2 separate regions of the Homo sapiens genome follow, and region 2 is linked to region 1. A link is a loop called in an ENCODE intact Hi-C map of the cell type or tissue named here. Cell type or tissue: Panc1. All regions are shown on one strand.

What was found. Peaks named below come from ENCODE experiments on the same cell type or tissue, not always from the same donor. Only the 100,000 strongest peaks of a DNase experiment are listed, where the experiment ranks them.
Region 2: a loop joins it to region 1, with 7 times the contacts of the local background. A loop is called at or near these places in 1 of 110 quality-filtered maps.

The regions. Positions count from the first base shown.
Region 1 is chr17:30,524,050-30,526,549 of GRCh38, reverse strand. It overlaps GOSR1 (golgi SNAP receptor complex member 1), which reads right to left. Exons shown (of 9, transcript NM_001007025.2): 9 at 1-2,500. Among named protein-coding and RNA genes, the nearest start is that of GOSR1, 48 kb to the right of the region's middle. In Panc1, no CTCF peak of the experiment used is centred here; no DNase peak of the experiment used is centred here.
Region 2 is chr17:29,958,372-29,960,871 of GRCh38, reverse strand. The region is part of intron 3 of EFCAB5 (EF-hand calcium binding domain 5); the gene reads right to left. Among named protein-coding and RNA genes, the nearest start is that of EFCAB5, 18 kb to the right of the region's middle. In Panc1, no CTCF peak of the experiment used is centred here; a DNase peak (open chromatin) is centred at 1,345.

The DNA of each region.
Region 1 (2,500 bases):
CAGGGTGGGAATGGATGCAAATACCTTGATATTAAAGTGAGCTCTCAGGTATCTTTTAATTTTTTTTGCAGAGACAGAGTCTTGCTACATTGCCCAGGCTGGTCTCAAACTCCTGGCCTCAAACGATCCGCCTGCCTTGGTCTCCCAAAGTGCTAAGATTACAGGCGTGAGCCACTGCACCCAGCCCTATTGTCATGGTTTTTCATATTTTTTCAGTGAAATGAAAAGTTTTGAGTGGTTACTTAAAAGGACCAAAAAGGAAAGATTCATTATAATAAGACAATAGTTGAGGGGGCATAACTTCCCCTAAGAGGTAACATTTGGATCCAGAAGTAGAAAATTCCTTCTGACCTCCTGGCTGTGACTAGCATTAACAAGTAACTAACTGTTAGCCTCTGAATCTGGTAACTGGTCCGTAAGGAGGACAGCAAAAAAGGAGAGAAAGCCAAGGTGGTTAAACAAAAAAGTTAAATGACATGGAGCTGAAAGAGCTCAAATCCCTTCATGGGATCCCCACGGAGCCCCTTCCTGTGGACACACACCTCTCTTCCCTTGCTGGAGGTTTCTTTCTGCAAAGAAACCCTAAGAGGAAAAAGCACTGGCCTAGCTGTCTACATGTGGCCCTGGGTCACCTTAGTATAGGCTGCAGCACGGAGAGGTTAGTCAGACCTATCTGACACCAACATCCATACCAAGCCTTTTAACTTCCTTGGAAGAACTGGTTTATTTTCATAAAGAAAATAACCAACATAATTCCATTACTTCACATAAGCAAAACCCTAATGGAAAGGCCCATCAGCCATCAACAGGGTTTGCTTGGCTGCAGTGAGCTAGACTAGCTTGTGTCCCAGTTCACTCTCACACAATCAGCTTTAATGAATGCACAAAAGAATCAGACCAGTAAAAAAGACTGGTAGTATAATTAAATAAATAACTTTATTTATGATACTTCAGATTTTATAAATGCCAACTACATAGCAAAGTCCCATAAATTTTAACCGAGACACAACCACCAATCAAGGCCCTTTGAAAAATCAAAGATAATAAAGTGTCAAGGGAGAAAAGTTTTGTTCTCCCAACAGAGAATTTAATCAATGAACTTACTTCTCTGATCATTTAAGGTTCACAATGGGAAAACTTCTTTTCTTTTAAGGGTACCCTGAATCAATTAACAGTCAATCAACCCACATTTAGAAAAATAAACCCCATAGTTAAGAAAAATATATCAAATGCCCTTCACACCCATAATGTAACAAAACTTTGACACCAGAATGAAAAACTTCTCAGTCTCTGTACCAAACCAGGTGTTAGTCCACCCATGAGCAAGTTCGCCTGAATAACAGCATCTATACACCATGATGTAGCTGAGAACTACAGCTGATATCCTTTTATTGCCTGTGGCTCGGACTGAAGCCAATACTATAAATACCACAGTGAATTCCAATGGTGAAGAGCAGCAGTGTAGATGTTGGAAGTCTACAAACCAGGCTGTAGTTCAGTAAGACAAGTCATGAATTTACAGAAACTAAGAAATGGTTAACTCGAAAAGAATTCTGGTGGCTGGCTTAAAATCTGTCACTGTCCAGGGATGGTAACAGAAGACAGGTGCAGAGAGAGACAGATTCTGCCACATGCACCCTCAACAGTGAAACCATTCTCTGGATGTTTGGAAATGCTTAACAGATTTGGAATGAACAGATTTTCACAGAACTCAGGATTCCTGGTACATCAGGCAGTAGTCCTTAAACTTTTGCCCATACGTTGTGGAGCATTTACAAAAGCAATTCTCTGGACAGTGAGCCCTCAATGCCTTTTTATATGTGGCTTCTTGAATAGATCACATTAGAAATTGAGCAGTCCCCTTCCTCAGCTACCAGTGTCAATGCTGGTATGAGGAGGAGCAGTGGGGGCACTGACAGACACTGGTGATTCGTTTCTTTTATCATAGTGGAACTGAGATTTCATTTCTTTTCAGTAGAAAATATTAATCCAAGGGAAGAATTAAAAAAAAAATGGAAACAATGACTGGTGCCTTAAATATAAGACTGTCATTCTTGATGTTTTTCCAGCAATACAGTTAACCCCAGTGTACTTGTAATTTAAAAGAAAAAGACAGTTTTACAGTGATCTCCATTTCAGACAACCTCAAACATGCTGAAGCTGGTCCATCAGCATCTCAAAGAATCTATGAAAAACAGAATTTTCCCCAAATATCAACAGAGTTGAGGAGACAGAGTAGAAATCTATAGCACAGATCATCAAGAAAGAACTTGTGATTTCTCATTATGAGTGTAAAATAAGAGGACAAGAATTATTATTATATTATTTTTTTTTTAATTGATCATTCTTGGGTGTTTCTCGCAGAGGGGGATTTGGCAGGGTCATAGGACAATAGTGGAGGGAAGGTCAGCAGATCAACAAGTGAACAAAGGTCTCTGGTTTTCCTAGGCAGAGGACCCTGCCGCCTTCCGCAGTGTTTGTGTCCCTGGGTACTTGAGAT
Region 2 (2,500 bases), 570 kb after region 1:
ATAATAATAATAATCAATAATAGTAATATAGTTTAATTTTTTAAGGTAAACCTAGAACTACATATGACCCAGAAATCCCACTTCTATGTATATATCCAAAAAAATTGAAAGCAGGGGCCCAGATACTTGCACATCAGTGTTCATGGCAGCAGTATACATAATCAGTAAAAGTGGAAACAACTCAAGCATCCATTCACAGATGAATGGGTAAACAAAATGAGGTATAGATGTACAATGAAATATCATTCACCCATTGAAAAAATGAAATTTTGGGGGTAGGGGAAGGAGAGCATCAGGATAAATAGCTAATGCATGTGGGGCTTAATACCTAGGTGACGGGTTGATAGGTGCACCAAACAACCATGGCACATGTTTACCTATGTAACAAACCTGCACATCCTGCACATGTATCCCAGAACTTAAAATAAAATATTTCAAAAAATGAAATTTTGAGAGAGGCAGAGCAAGATGGCCTAACAGAACCCTCCAGTGATCATCCCCCTCACAGGAACACCACATTGAACCACTATCCACACAAGAAAGCACCTTCATAAGAACCAAAAATCAGGTGACTGATCACAATACCTGGTTTTAATATCATATCAAGGAAAGAGGCACTGAGAATAGGAAAGACAGTCTTGAAATGCGTATACCACCCCTCCTCCATCCCCCAGCAGTGGCCTCACAGTACAGAGACAGAATATGATGCTTGGGGCAGGGAGAGCACAGTGACTGTGGGATTTTGCATTGTCACGCAGTGTTGCCCTGTCACAGTGGAAAGCAACATGGGGTAGAATTCAGCTGGTGCCCACAGAGGGAGCATTTAGACCAGCCCTGGCCAGAGGGGAATTTTCCATCCCAGCAGTCAGTACCTGAGTTCCAGCTAGCCCACCACTGAGGGCTAAAGTGCTCTGGGGTTCTAAATAAACTTGAAAGGAAATCTAGGCTATAAGGACTGTAGTTCCTGGGCAAGTCTTGGTGCTGTACTGGGCTCAAAGCCAGTGGACTTGGGGTGTACATGACCTAGTGAGACACCAGCTAGGGCAGCCAAGGGAGTGGTTGTGTCACCCCTCCCCCAACTCCAGACAGTGCAGCTCGTAGCTTCGGCAGAGACTCCTTCCAATTAAGGAAAGGAGAAAGGACAGTAAAGAGGGCTTTGTCTTGCAACTTGGATACCAGCTCTGCTACAGTAAAATAAAGTACCAAGCAGAGTCCTGGAGTCCCCATGCTAGGCCCTGCCTCCCAGATGACAATTTTAGACACATCCTGGGCCAGAAGGGAATCTACTCTCTTGAAGGAAAGGACCCAGTAGGATTCATCACCTGATGACTAAAGTGCCCATGGGCCTTGAATAAACATCAGTGGTAGCCAGGCAGTACTCACTGCCTTGGGTGAGACCCAGTGCCGTGCAGGCTTCAGGTATGACCCAGTACATTCCCAGCTGTGGTGGTCATGGAAAAGACTCCTTCTGCTTGAAGAAAAAAGAGGGAAGAGTAAAAAGCATATTGTCTTGCAACTTGGGTGCCTGCTAAGCTACAGTAAAATGAAACACCAAGTAGATTTCTAAATGTATCAACTCTAGGCTCTAGTTCCTGGACAGCATTTCTAGACTCACTCTGGGCCAGAAAGGAACTCGTTGCCCTGAAGGGAAAGACACAGGCTGAATTTACTAGCTGCTGACTAAAGAGCCCTTGGGCCTTGAATAAACATCAGCAGTAGCCAGACAATAGTTACCAAAGGCCTTGGGTGAGACTCAGTACTGTGCCGGCTTCAGGTTGGACCTGGCACAGTCCCAGTGATGGTGGCCACAGCGGGGCTTGTGTCACTCTTCCCATAAGTCCAGGCAGCTCAGCACAGAGAGAGAGACAGACTCCATTTTGGCAGGGGGTTGGGGAGATGTAAGGGAAGAGAACAAGAGTCTCTGCCTGGTAATCCCGGGAATTCTCCTGGATCTTACCCAAGACAACCAAGGCAGTACCTCTACAAGGCTTCAAGATTCACAGTGTTAGTGGGTTTGGGGTGCCCTCTAATGCAGATATGGCTGCAGTGACTGAAGGCTTAGATCACAACACTCAATTCCCTTTGAATACTTAGAAAGCATTCCCAAGAAGGATGGGTACAAACAAGCCCAGACTGTGAAGACCACAGTAAGTACCTAACTCTTCAATGCCCAGACATCAATGAACATCCACAAACATCATGACCTTATCAAACAAAGTAAGAGAACACAGTGACCAATCCCAGAGTCACAGAGATATCTGACCTTTCAGACAGAGAATTCAAAATAGCTGTTTTGAGGAAGCTCAATGAAATTCAAGATAGCACAGAGAAGGAATTCAGAATTGTATCAGATAAATTTAACAAACAGATTGAAATATCTTTTAAAAATCAAGCAGAAATTCTGGAGCTGAAAAATTCAATTAATGTACTGAAGAATGTATGATGTTCCCTCAGTTGCAGTATTGATCAAGCAGAAGAATTAGTGAGCTTGAAGACAGGC